Linked DNA regions of Homo sapiens: region 1 is linked to region 2. The links are chromatin contacts, found by Hi-C or POLR2A ChIA-PET in ENCODE. All regions are on one chromosome and are shown on one strand. Each heading gives the region's core, a stretch centred on a gene start or an enhancer-like site at or near the end of the contact. The rest is flanking DNA. Distances are from core to core; before and after follow the strand shown.

Region 1 (7,207 bases), core at 2,084-4,583, 95 kb before region 2:
ACTACAGCCTGGGCAACAGAGTAAGACCCAGTCTCAAAAAAAAAAAAAAAAAAGAATACTTATTTATTTTACTCCACAATCTGCAATTATGTTCAGGGCTTGGCAGAGATGGCCACCTCTGCTCCATGAAGCATCATTTGAGGTGGCCCAACGAGGACTAGAGGATCCACTTTCAAGAATGGTTCCCTCACATGGCTGCCAAGTTGGTGCCAGCTATCAGCTGGGATCCGAATCAGAGATGTGAGTTAGGGGTCTGAGTTCTTCTCCACATGGGCCCCTCCCCAGGACTGCTGGGGCTTTCTGCAGCACAATGGCTAGGTTCCAGAAGTGGGTGTTTCCAAAGATAGTAAGAGGTAGCTCCCAGTCTTTGAAGACTTGGGTGCAGGAATGTGCACATCTTCACCTGCACTGTATGCTCTCGGTCAAAGCAGCTACAGGGCCTACCAATCTCCCGGGAAAGGAGACATGGACCCAATCTCTTGAAAGAAAGATTGTCAACCAATTTGTGTCCATCTTTAATCTGCCTCAAGGATGTCAAGACTTGGAATAGGTTGGCTATGATTGCTCAGAGATGTGACCCTTCGTTTTCTTCATGAAATTTCTGGATTGGTGTGATTATTATGCACTAAAGTCCATCTAAGTCACTTTAAATGATTTTCTTCGCATGAAATCTGTTGATAATCATGCTTAAACCACTTTCCCTCCTTTAAGTTAGAGTACAAGAGTGAGTTCTTAAGAGTTATTTTTTCTACTGTAGAATGCTTTGAAACACATCTCTTCCAGCTCCAAGATCTACGTATATTCATGAAATCCTTAATTTAGTTTCTGCCAATGATTTAAACACTATTTTTATCATAATACTTACCACCACCAAATGTATATAAATGCAAAATCATATGTCCTAGATCAGTTTTAATGTCATGAATGATGTTTATCAGATTATCTCAAGTAAGAAGTGAATTCATTTGATGTTATCTAAAAATCTTAAAGATTACAAATGTGTTATTACAGTTGTGTGTTTATGGTATGAAGCTCCTACTTTAGAGTGAAGCTCTTGTAGGTGAAATAACAATTTTCTTTGAAGAATTTTACCTCGTAGCTAAATTTGCTGAGAATAAACCATTCCATCAAGTGGGAGATACTGGCCTATGAGTACTGCATGTTGACAAATAAGGTTGTTAAACCATGGAGACCAAGGAGAACATTCTTTACAATGAAGCGGTTGAGGTGGTCACCACCTTAACCAAACAATCAAACTCACAACCACATCACTAATGGTGTAACAACCTGATGTTAAATGCCTCCCAGCATGATACAGTAGGAAGTAAATGGTACCAACTGTAAAATAATCTTGCCCAAAATGACTTGACTCTAATTGAGCCTTAATATCTTTCAGTAAGCCTTTCTCAGCTAGTTCCTCAACTGAACCATGGATCCACAGAATATGAGTTGAGTGATGATTGTCAGTTCTCCTAAGAATGGAACATAACTACTACTATTCTAGTTGCATGGGATAGAAGTTAATTCACGACCTAAAATGAGTGCCTTAGGACAACACACCTCAATTCTCTCATGGGTCCCCAGTTGTGAAGGGTCAAGTTCAATGAGAAAATAATCAGACAAATCCAGAATGTAACATATTCTACAAAACAACTCATCTACTTTCTCCAAAGAGAAAATATCGTGGGGGAGAAAAAAAAACATGATGATTATTAATTAAAGGACTCTAAAGACTTCAGTCACAGTCGATGATAGTTTATGCCTCTTTTTGGCTTTCATCTACAAGGATTCATACAGCCTGTGCTCTTGTATCAAGCTTCTTTCACTCAACATGTCTGAGATTCATCTATGCTATTGCAAGATGCAGTATCTCTTTCCTTTTGTTACTGTGTAGCATTTCTTTGTATATACATATGCCACAATTCAGTTATCTATTTTATTGTTGATGGATATCTGTGACATTTCCAACTTGGGGACATTGTGAATAAAGCTGTTGTAAGCATTCTTGCACGGGTCTTTGATGGCATATGCAACTCTGTGGTGTAGACTTAGGAGACGAATTACTGGTTCATAGAATCAGTATCTATTGAAGGGTTTTAAATACTGCCAACAATTTTCCTAAGTGGTTCAACCAATTTGCACTTTCAGCCAAAGGATCTGGGAGGTTCAGTTGTTTCATACCCTTGCCCCTTCTAGGGGATGGGGAAGAGGTCATATTGACAGAGAAACAGCTTGGGGCAACCTTCAGGGGCAATAAAAATATTCCATATATCAACCTGGTTGGTGGTCATATAGGGGTCACAATTTTTACATAAGTATGTAAAAATTGATCAAGGTACAGGTTTAAGGTTATACACTTGTATGTAGGTTCTGCCTCAATGAGAGATGAGAGAGCAAGAGATTAAAAAGACAACAACCAAATGTAACGGGTGAAACTTGATTGGCTCCTGGTTCAAAACAAAAAACACTTATCAGAGACAGTTTTGAATCACTTGGAGAAGTTTTAATATGGCCTGGATATTAGATGTTATTAGGGAATTCTTTTTCATTATCTTAGGTGTGATCATTGTATTGGGGTTATTTAGGAGAATGTTAGTATTAGGAAATGCATGCTCGGGTATTTAATTAGGGATAAATTGTCATGCTGCCTGTAACTTACTTTCTAATGTTTCAGCAAATGTGTCTGTGTGTGGGCGGGGGGGGGGGGTCTGTGTGTGTGTACACATAAAGATAAAAACAAAACAACAAAACAAATATGGAAAAAAATGTTAACCATTGTTGAATCTAGGTGGTGGATATGAACTTGTTATATTATTTTTTCAACTTTTCTGAATATTTAAAACTTTCCAAAACAAAAATAAAATGTGTTTGGGGGAAGATATAGAGAGTTGAAGTGACCAGCTTAAAATAACAAGGTAACAAGGAGAAGACCCTAAAAGAAAATTCTAGCAATCTTGACCCTCTCTGTGCCATCCTGTACATTGTCGCTTCCCGGTGTTCAAGACTGATTGTTAAATTTGAATATGTTTTTTAAATTTTATTTCCTTCTTCAAAGTGCTTCCAAGAGTCTAACAGGAAAGCACAAAGACACCCCTAGATTTCTCTTATAAATAAACTTGCATTCTGCCTGCAAATCAAACCTCCCCCTGCCCCCATCTCTCGCCTGTTACACAGCTACTTTCAAAATCACTCCACAATCATTTGACCCATGTCCATATTCCCTTTTTCTAATGCAAAAGCTAAATTGAAAGCTAAGCGGCCCTGGCAGCCCACAAAACCCCATGATTTCTGCCCTGAGCGGGAGGGGACCCGGTGAAACGCCGCGCCGCTGTTTCAGGTTCACTGCCCAGCTGCCACGCTCAGCCGAGCTTCTCAGGTGGCTGGGCCACTTTGAAGGTTTACTTTCAATTAAAAAAAAAAATAAGAAAGAAGCCAAATCAGCAGCTGTCAGGGATGCAGGGGAGATTTATTCCGGGTGGTCAAAGGGGAGCGTGGTCCCCAGTAAAGGCCTAAAGTTAGGCAGGAAGGAAATTCAAGCTGGAGAGAGAAATTCCTCCTGGCAAGGTCAGCCGATGCTGGGCTAGTCCTTCTGGGTAAGGCTGCCCGATTCCTATTGCTGGACCTGCTCAAAAGGGAGCCGAGGAGTCGGCTTGCAGACACTTGGAGAGTGGGTTTGGGGAGGGAGACTGTCCAGGGGGAGCTTTGAAAGCAGAGCTTATTAATCAGATGAAACCAGGCCTGAGGGATCCAAACATGACTGATTTTCAAATTGCTTCCTGATTCAAAAGCTGGTGTTGCCCACCTCAAAATGTGATGAGGTGAAGAGGCCAGGTCCCTGGGCAGTTCTGCATGCATCGAGCTTCCATTGAAGTCGGCCTGTGTGAAGAAGCAGAGCAGCTGTGCAGAGCGGAGCTGGAGTGGGGGGCTGTGGTTTTATCACCTTTCATTTCCTGTCTCAGTTCTGATATGGCTTTAGACGTTTCACATGCAAGTGTGAAAACTAGCATGTGCTTTGCAGAAGGAATCAGCCAAGCGCCCCGCTAACCCTGATCAATGCCCTGGTAACTTCTAGAACCAATCAGTCAAGCTACATGCATGGGTTTTAAACTATTCTCATCCCCTCTCCCCTGTTTACAGCCATGTTATTTATCCACGCAATCCCGGAAGTAATTGGAATATAGAAGCTCGAGTGGGTTCTATGCCCTCTCCATTTCCTCTGGACGTACTAATTATCCATGTTATACCCGCTTGCTTCTTACCATGGGTAATAAGGGTTATCACTGACGCTGTTAGTTAAGCTAATAGACATTGCCCAGATATCCCAGACCTCATTAGGTATTTAAGATACCTATATGTTTTTTATATTTTTATATATATTTCAAATACCTATATTTATTTTATATTTGTATGCATTTTAAATACCTAATGAGGTATTTAAAATACATAAATGTATGTAAATATATGTATTTAAATAAATACATATATGTATATATAAAATACATATATGTATATATAAAATACATATATGTATTTAAATAAATAAATATATGTATATATAAAATACATATATGTATTAATATATGTATATATAAATACATATATGTATTAATATATGTATATATAAATACATATATGTAATTTAATATACGTATATATAAATACATATATGTTTTTATATGTATATAAATACATATATGTATTTTAATATACGTATATATAAAAACATATATGTACTTAAATATACATGTATTTAAAATACAGATATATGTATTTAAATATACATGTATTTAAAATACAGATATATGTATTTTAAATATACATGTATTTAAAATACAGATATATGTATTTAAATATACATGTATTTAAAATACAGATATATGTATTTAAAATACAGATATATGTATTTAAATATATATGTATTTAAAATATGTATATATACACATATAGACAGAGATTTAATTTTTTAAAAGCAAACAAAATTACAATGAATTAAGCCCATTTTGTCGGATTTCCAGACGTTGACCTTCTTGTATCTCTCCTGTCATTTCTGACAGTTCCCAAAGAGAGGCCCTTGCACACGTCCATAAACCAGTCTGTCAAAGGAAATCAGCCTGAAGCAGCCACCCTCTTTTGAGTCGTGGCTCTGGTTGTCACTTGCCCTTGTCCACCACGTGGACCTTCTGGGTGGGAAGCCTCAGCGCTTCCAGTGCCCATCTGGAGAATGCAGTGGTTATGCAGGCCTCCAGATGACACGTTTCTTCCATGGGAGCTCCACATTCCATCTGGGTTGTCAAAATGCTGGGTTCCTTGCATCATGGACAAAAATGACTTCCTCTCTGGCTCTGTATCACATTGTGACATCTGGTCACTAAGGCAGCTCTGTTATGCCAAGAGAATCACAAAGTGTCTTTTGAAAGGTTTTATCAACTTTTGTGTTTATAAAATAATTCATAACTTCTGGTCATCATTCCTCTATCCAGAGGAGTTCAAATATAAGCCAGGAAGATAATTACATTATACACTGCTTTCTTTTTCTTCCTCTTTCTTCCCAGCTCCTTTTTCCCCACTTTTATTCCCCGATTTTCTTCTCCAAAATATTTTTCTTTCTCTTTCCCAAGTTACAGAACAAAATCTCATAAGATTTTAGTATACAAAACACATATTGATAGAGATGGAATGAACGTATTAACTCTATTAACACTATCTGGGACTGTCCCTAGTCAGTTGCAATTTTTAATAAATCTAAAAAGCCAAGCTGGGCATGGTGGCTCACGCCGGTAATCCCAGCACTTTGGGAGGCCACTGTGGGTGGATCACCTGAGGTCAGGAATTCGAGACCAGCCTGGCCAACATGGTGAAACCCTGTCTTTACTAAAAATACAAAAATTAGCTGGGCGTGGTGGCACGTGCCTGTAATCCCAGCTACTCAGGAGGCGGAGGCAGGAGAATCACTTGAACCTGGGAGGTGGAGGTTGCATTGAGCCAAGGTCGAACCACTGCACTCCAGCCTGGGTGACAGAGTGAGAGTCTGTCTAAAAAAAGAGAAATAGGCTTATTTTGTGAATTATAAATAATGCCTACATCATGAAATAGATCAATCCTGAAAATTTGACCTTAGAACAATTTTCACCAAAACATACATTATTTCCCCCATTAGCATCTATTATATTATCAAAGACAGAGTTTCATAAAAGCAAAAATTTGAGTGTAACAGATGACCCAATTTAAATAATATAAAATATGTGGGGTAAGATAAAGATTTGATGGGGAAGGGGTACCATATGTCTTTATGTGAAGGAATGGCACAAATGTAAAAGGTTAAGTAGATGTTTTGGTACAACTTATAGAAACAGTAAACGTCACCCCAACATGCACATGCTGCCTCAGTGACCAAGAAGGAAGTCACCCCATGGCTAAAGATAACGACTTAAAATGTGTAATGAGAGGCCGGGCGCAGTGGCTCATGCCTGTAATCCCAACGCTTTGGGAGGCCAAGGTGGGCGGATCACTTGAGCTCAGGAGTTGGAGACCAGACTGGGCAACATGGTGAAGCCCCGTCTCTACAAAACACACACACACACACACACACACATACACACAAATTAGTCAGGCGTGGTGGTACATGCCTGTAGCTTCAGTTGCTCGGGGGGCTGAGATGGGAGAATCACTTGAGCACGGGAGGTGGAGGCTACAATGAGCTGAGATTGTGCCACTGCATTCCAGCCTGGGCAACAGAGCGAGGCCCTGTCTCAAAATAAATAAATAAATAAAATGTGAATTAGATTCATGGAAAATGGTGTAATATGAAATTAGAAACTATTTTTGTAATAAAAATCGTATCACTGTTTATACCCTGATCATTTAATTACAAAAGAAGCTCTGTTGCTTCTTTTGGGGTTGGGCATTAACTGGAACTGAGCTACAATACCAACTATAGCCAGTAGATGGTGCTTTCGTAAAGGAAAAAAAGAATAGAAGTTGAAAATTCTGCTTCTGGGGAGATATTTGAAGTTAGAGATCTTGAATTTACTGGATACTTAACATGTGGTTTTTACTAAGAAATAGACAGCTACTTTGAGAGCTCACTGGGAACTGGGGATGTAAGAGTAGATATAAGAGAAATGCCAACAGAAGAATTGTTTAGGAAAGATGGACATAGGTTTGTGAATGGGTAAGATAAGAAGTACCTTTTTTCAGTGGATTTTGA
Region 2 (7,507 bases), core at 5,008-7,507:
TTTATTTTACTTACCATTTTTGGCTGTTATGGCTTGTCTTTTTTATGAGTTTTAATTGTATACTTTGCCTACCAAATTAGATTATAAACTTCATGAGGCCAGGAATTTGTATATAAATGTATAACTTCTTTGCTGCACTCCCTGCTTTCTTTCTCCAATCTAACTCCACCACCTCCTTCCCCCTGGTCTCTATTAAGTGAGAAAAATTAGCTACCACCAGACAGCAGTGGAGAGGTCAGAGATGACATGTATGGAAAAAAGGCCATAGGTTTAGAAAAATTGATATTATAATAGGACTTACTAAGATAAGACTTTCCTACCCTCTTTGGCTTCACAGAAAAAGTTGTGATTTGTTTAATTCTGTGTTAGTCTAACTGTGTTAGACTACCATGACTAGTTGGAGCATGAAGATGGGTTGAGACATGGGGGAATGTAAGCCTGGAAAAGAAATATCAAGGTAGCTCATGACTGTTGTCTTCAAACATTTTTGTTTTTTTTGAGACAGCCTCTAACTCTGTTGCCAGTGCTGGAGTGCAGTGGCACGATCATGGCTCACTGCAGCCTCGACCTTCTGGGCTCCGGTGATCCTCCGGTCTCAGTCTCAGACTACAGGTGTGTGCCACCATGCCCAGCCTTTTTTTTTTTTTTTTTTTTTTTTTTGGTAGAGACAAGGTTTTGTCATGTTGCCCAGGCTTGTCTTGAGCTCCTGGGCTCAAACGATCTGCCCGCCTGGACCTCGCAAAGTGCTGGAATTATAGGCGTGAGCCACCATGCCTGGCCCCGCATTCTTAATGTTGGAAAACAAATGGTTGGGCTGCACTGTGAAGTAGTGACCTGCCTGTCTGGAAAGTTCCCAGCCACAGACAGGGGTGGGAAAACTTCTTCCTAATGTGATTGAGGACAGTCTGGCTTTAGGCTTGAGGTTGAACTAGATTATTTCTGAGGACTCTAACAAATCTAACACCAGGAGTCAGTGATTTGGTTCATACTTCCAATTTAGGCCCAGAGACTGCCGGCCCATGAAGTTCCCACCCTTGATCTTTGTGACTTCAGTGAATAAAGTAAAATCACCTTCTATTGTAACTCATTGAGAATGGGGCCTTTGACCTGTATTAGGTGCTGACAGGTGACTGAGATATAGATAGCGGTGGTTAGTAGGTATCTGGAAAAGAGATGTATTTCAGAAGAGTCAGAAGAGCGAAGAACAACATGAGACCCTGAAGAGATGGCTGTTGAAAGGAAAGGAGGTATCCACAAGGTTGTTGGTTACAGATTAAAATGGGAGAGATGAGAACAGGAAAGGGGGTAGTAATGGTGTATTAGGCTCTTTCTGGGCTCAAGGAATAGAAAAACACTCAGGTTACATCAGATAAAGAGTAAGAATTTATTGCAACAATACAGAGACATAAAAGCAGAGACATCACGCTGCTGCAGAAGGTTGTTGAAGATTTAACTGCAGCCCACCATTCTGGACCTCTCAGCAGGGGGCGCCATCCTTTGCTCCCTACCCTAGTGTTTCCGCACTCTGGGGTCTCAATCATTCTCTCTCTGCTCTTGCTTCTGCCGCTCCTGGTCATCTTTTCTGTATTCTCCTTTAGGCTGTCCCATGGCTTCTGCTTACTCTCTGCTCTCACTTCCCTCTGTGAGCCTTTCTGCATCTACCTTGACTAAGGACTGTCCTTTGCATGCGTCACGGTTAAACCTACCCAAGAGAGAAATCTAGATGGTTCAATGCTACTCAGTATAGAGATTTCCTGTTGGGCAAAGCACATATACCAGGCCTTTGGTAAGCCTAATAGAAAGGTGCCATTTAGGAGGCCCTGCTCTTGCTCCTTCAGCTGAGCCAAGAATTGTAGGTTGCATAATGAAGTCCTCAAAAAGGGGCAATAGGCAGGGCAGACTTTCCAAGGCTTCCTAGAAGGGGTCATGTGACTGTCAGGCACACTGCTTGAGCAGACAATTAGGGATAGAAAAGCGGAATATATTCTTTTTTGTTTGTTTGTTTGTTTGTTTTTTGAGGCAGGGTCTCTGTCTCCCAGGCTGAAGTGCAGTGATGTGATCTCAGTTCACTGCAGCCTCCACCTGCCAGGTTCAAGTGATCCTCCCACCTCAGCCTCCTCAGTAGCTGGGACTACAGGCCACACCACCATGCCTGGCTAATTTTTGTTTTGTAGAGACAGAGTTTCTCCATGTTGACCAGGCTAAGCAGGGTATATTCATGATGAATAAAGAAAGGCCAGGTGAGGTGGTTCATGCCTGTAATCCCAGCACTTTGGGAGGCCAAGGTGGGCAGATTGCTCAAACCAGAGTTTGAGACCACCCTGGGCAACATAGTGTGACCCTGTCTCTATAAAAAATAAACAAAAGTTAGCTGGGCATGGTGGCTCGCGCCAGTAGTCCCAGCTACTTGGGAGGCTGAGGTGGGAGAACTGCTTGAGCCTGAGAGGTTGAGGCTGCAGTGAGCCATGATCATGCCACTGTACTCTAGCCTGGGTGACAGAGCAAGACCCTCGTCTCAAAAATAAAAAAAATAAAGAAAAAAAAAAAGAAAAAGCAAGCTAAGGGCTAAAGGTTGAGTTGAAAATGTTGCCCAAGGAGAACATACCTTATGGGAAAAGCTATGAAAGACTATCTCTCAACTTTGCTTCTTCTGAAGAAAGACAAAAGGATAGGAAAATGAAAATAATTGGAACATATTCTTTCCCAGTGTTGGCACTGAGGAAAAACTATAGACTATTCCTACTACCCACATCCCCAGGAGTGCCCTAATCCGGCCTTTGCCAAGCCAGATTTCCAGCTGTTTCTTTGATGTCTGAGTGATATATTCTTTATTTGCTTAAGTTAGCCAGCACCAGTGCTTGCTGCTTACAACCAAGAAACTCTACAGAAGACATAAGGGTCTCTTCCAAACTTTTTGTGTGGGGAACCAGCAAAATCAATCACTGCTGGAAGGCAGTTGCTTAGACATCTGTGTGTCATACCTGCAGGAAAAGAGAGATGGGTACAAAATTAAGTCTAGACCAAAAGAATTTAATATCTGAAACTATACCAATTCATTCCTGTTATTAAATAAACTGAGTGAAATGGCACAAATGACAAATAACAAATTTAGACCACTTTTAAGAGAGAAAAACTCCCAATGACCTCATAGCTTTGATGGTCTGGAGTTAATAGTAACTACAAAGTCTTTCATATGTAGGTATAAGGGAATGATTCATTTCCCTCAACTCAATGGTTTATCTGCATTCGCCTGATGACATCTGACCTACTTTTCAGTATTCCAGGCAGTAATTACCCAAAGCCCTCCCCAAAGTCTCAGTCCATAAAATCCTCCTTTTAATGAGACTTAAGCCTTTAGCGTGTTCCTGCACCACTTCAAAGTCACACTGGCACCAGGGGAGTGTTTTTAAAACATGCAATGCACTAAGTGCATTCTGGGATGTCTCAGGCTTGAGACAAAACTGCAAGGACCAGACATTAGGTACTACAATCTAAAGAGGATCACATTCTGAAGGAGGTCATTGGAATGCGGGGAGGGGGATGACAGTAGAGAGATTTGGGCTCCTAAGTTTCCTGAAACAAAAGAGTCCAAGGTGAATCCAGTCTGAACCAGGCAATGAACAATTCTGATGAAGCCCATCCCAGTCTTAAGTTACCCGGTTCACTTTTCAATGTGGGTCAGGCAGGCCCGGGAATGGCAGGGCCAGGGGTTAGATACTCCCAAATCCATTTCACAACCAGTCAGAGCTTCCATTGCAATTCCTACTTATATATGTAGGGATTATATTACTAGTTACTTTAATATGCCGCATCTGCAAAGTTAAAATATCTATCTGCCTAAAGCTCAGAAAGGAATATGAAGGAAAATATTTATTAACTAGTTCCAGAGGTTCTACTTCTGCCAAATGTTTCTTAAAATAGAGTATGATATGACGGGGACAATCTAGTGATAGTTTTGTTATTCTAGAACTGCACTGCCCAATATGGTAACTGCTATCCACATGTGGCTATTTAAATTAAATAAAACTTGAAACCGTCAGTCACACTGGCCACATTTCAAGTACTCAATAGCCACATGTGGCTAGTGGCTACTGTACTGGACAAGGTAGAATTATAGAACATTTCTATCATCGCAGAAAGTTCCATTAGACACAGTGTTCTAGAATAATGAATTCTGTTATGCCATCATGGTGATTTTACCTGTACTAGCCGTCAATAATATAAATGCCCATGAGATATCTTTTCTGCATATTTTATGGAAATACCAAATAAAGTCCTTTAAAGATACAGTATAAATAGTAATGCTATCAAGATTGGAACTTCTCTTATTGATAACTGTAGTGATTACTACTTCATCCTCCTATTGACTGCAATCTGTTTTTCATTTGCAAACTGTAGAAGGGAGTTGCAAAGTGCAAGTTGTGAATTTAGGTAATTAAATCATCACAGAGAGAATGAAGGCTTTCATGGAATCATGGAAAATTATTTCAGTAGCCAATTATTATTGTCATTATTTCGGTAGTTTTATTTTGGCTATGAAGATGGTTCAAGGCTGGGTGTGGTGGCTCACACCTATAATCCCAGCACCTTGGGAGGCTGAAGTGGGTGGATCACCTGAGATCAGGAGTTTGAGATCAGACTGACAAACATAGTGAAACCCTATCTCTACTAAAAATACAAAAGTTAGCCGGGTATGGTGGCACGCACCTATAGTCCCAGCTACTTAGGAGGCTGAGGCAGGAGAATCGCTTGAACCTCGGAGGCAGAGGTTGCAGTGAGCTGAGATTGCACCACTGCACAAGAGTAAAACTCCATCTCAAAAAAAAAAAAAAAGATGGTTCAATATCCTTAGATAGTAAGCCCTGAGGTTTCTTCTTTTCCAGACAAATACAGCTGCTTTAGTTACCACACATTTTGCAGTTGAAGTATTGTGCTAGTAAAGTGCCTGCTTTGTTAATAAAAGATGATGCCAGCCTGAGATACACCAGCAGGATTGCTTGTGGTATCCAAAAACATCATTTCAAAAGATCTGCCATATGCTGTTTCACACATATCACAATGACCAAAAGGGCCTATTATAGGTTCTCAATACATGCTTCTAGACTTGATGGAAAAACTACAGTCCTTTTAAAAATGATACCTATTTATTACTTTTTCATTGCAAAAGAACATGTTCATTAAATACATTTAGAAAATTCAGGAAAGCAGAAATCAGTTTTCGTATGCTCGTAATTTCCTGTCTTTTTAGTTATGCAGAAATGCTTTTAAAAAGCAAAGCTGTGGCCTGCAGGGGTGACTCACGCCTGTAATCCCAACACTTTGGGAGGCCCAGGAGTTGGAGACCAGCCTGGGCAACATAGGGAGAGTCTGTCTCTACTAAAAATACAAAACTTGTCCGGGCGCGGCAGGGCGCGCCTGTAGTCCCAGTCCCTTGATTACCCGCCTGTAGTCCAGCTGAGGCCGGAGGATCGCTTGAACCCAGAAGACGATGCTGCAGTGAGCCGAGATCGCGCCACTACACTCCAGCTTGGGAGACAGAGTGAGACCTTGCCTCAAAAAAAGAAAAAAACAAAAACGGTGGAATTATACTAGAGTTTGAACCTTCACGTTATAGACTATTTGCTAACTCCTCTAGCTAGACGCCTTGTGCATGGAATCTGGAGGAGAGGAGGTGAGGAAATTTTGTAAATCCTTGTCTCACGCATATCTATTCTATAATGGTTACACCTGTATGGCATTTTAAGCGCTTCCTTTCACAGGTGAAAGTAAAAGGAGGTGTTTTTTTGTAAATTGTCTAATTTACATTGCCAATTAAGTTCCCACGGGTCGAGTTGCAGCCAAAGCAAAAAAGAAAAAAATCTGGGCAGCTGGATAACCTATTGCTTAATGACAGACTTCAGACTATTAACCCAGGACTTATATTTTGCCTGGGGACGCGAGTCTTCCACTGGCTCACACGGGCGGTTCCTTGTAGTCTCCGGGTAAGGCCTGCCACTTCTTCCCTCGGGGTGTGGTGGGAGGAGCGCGAAGGCTTTACGCGTCCCTAGTAGCTGGCAAAACCTGGAACCAGCGCCGGTGGCCCAGGCGGGACAGGAGCGGGCCGGGGGCGTGGGCAGGCCAGGCAGGGGCGGGGAGTGGGCGGGGAACGGGCGTGTCCCCGCTGCGGTCACGTGTCGGGAGGGATGCCAGCTCGCCAGGAGGATGCGCGTTCCAGGGGCGGGCTGCGGGGAGGGGCGGCGCCACCTCGCGCTCCGCCGTGGTCCCGGCGCCGGGTCCCGGAGACAGACGTTACGCGGGCTCGAGCGTCCTCGGGGAGTGCCAGCCAGAGTTGGTGACGACCACTTCCTCGACGTGGGGCGGGCGGACGGGAAGCCTGGGGTCGTGGCCACCGCCTCGGGAGCTCTGGGAGCCCGGGTGACCGCGTAGGTCAGTTTCTCGCGGCTGTCCACGCCTGGAGTTCGAGGCCGGTTCCCGCGCTGACGGGTTCCCGCCGGGCTGCGCTCGGGAGGTCTGTCCGCGCCTGGTTGGGGGTGGGCGCTCCCGTCCCGGGCGTCTCAGAGGATGGTCGGGTCGTGGCGCGGCGACGCAGGGCTGCAGCCGAGCTCGGCTTCCCGGCGGCCGCTGGCTGCTCCAGCGCTGCAGGAAGTTAGGCGTTAAAAGTAACAAGATGTTGGCGTTTGTTGCACTTCCCACTCGGGTGCCACGACCATGCTGGTGCCGCATGCATCCCCTACCAGATCTTCAGCTGCGTGCCTTCTCGGTACTTTCGTGTGTCCATGTGACTTTTTAATTTCCTCCTAACAAGAGGAGGATTGATGCACAATGGAAGTCACGCATTGTTCATGTGACCGTTTCCCAATGTACCGCGTGGTCGGTTCTACAAGCATGAACGAATATCCAAGGGAGATTCTGAAACTGAATGAGAGCGCAGCTGCACAATAGACTTTAACAATTCACTTATCCCGCTGCCCTAATGATTGGCAGGAGGCATTGAAAAGGGTTATTCTGATTTAGTATTAGTTTTCAGTTCAAGTTGTCGTTTTTAGGCAGACGGTATTGTGAAATGGAACTGTGGGCAGTGTGATATTCTTAGCTTAAATAAGGTTGCTTGAATGTTGCAAATGTGGCTATTAGGTGTCTGTGAATAGTTAATAATATAATTAAATCAGCTTTAAAATCGGTGATGTGTTTTCCCTGAAAACTTCAGTCTTTGCCCTGTAATAGGTGCATTCTGGATTTGGAGTTTGGAACCTCCTCACCTCTTTACTCAGCATCTGGGAAATAATTTGCAGATTCGTTTTGAGGGGTAGAAGTATTTGCAGTCTAACCCCGATACAATGAATTTTTTGCAGCAGTTTGATAGGTATAAATTCTGAACCACCCCCCTCCCTCCCCACCCCAAGCTGGAATTGTGAAGATTTCTTAATTACAGCATAGTAACAAAATCCACCTTTTAATTCCCTAATTCTAAACCACTAGGTGGGCTTTGTCTACAGTTTATAGGGGG

Evidence for each region. A loop is a pair of places that touch in the nucleus more often than their neighbours do. ChIA-PET counts read pairs that join two places held with the same protein, here RNA polymerase II (POLR2A). Pooled maps may share reads with other maps.
Region 1: a loop to region 2 is called in a pooled map, with 4 times the contacts of the local background. The contact joins the enhancer-like site here to the promoter of OSBPL1A in region 2. A Hi-C loop is called at or near these places in 6 of 50 pooled maps. POLR2A ChIA-PET finds 5 or more read pairs at or near these places in 4 of 52 experiments (CD4-positive, alpha-beta T cell, Panc1, WTC11 and 1 more).

What each region holds. Positions count from the first base shown.
Region 1 is chr18:24,488,822-24,496,028 of GRCh38, reverse strand. No RefSeq gene overlaps it. Among named protein-coding and RNA genes, the nearest start is that of HRH4, 32 kb to the right of the region's middle. RefSeq lists an enhancer at 3,639-3,808 and a silencer at 3,989-4,048. Within about 2 kb of position 3,333, at least 2 of the 41 ENCODE cell types and tissues checked have a DNase peak (open chromatin) inside an H3K27ac peak, as active enhancers do.
Region 2 is chr18:24,396,574-24,404,080 of GRCh38, reverse strand. It overlaps OSBPL1A (oxysterol binding protein like 1A), which reads left to right and starts at 6,257. Exons shown (of 28, transcript NM_080597.4): 1 at 6,257-6,426. It overlaps LOC124904268 (a long non-coding RNA gene), which reads right to left. Exons shown (of 3, transcript XR_007066314.1): 3 at 1,366-2,981. RefSeq lists a silencer at 6,194-6,323.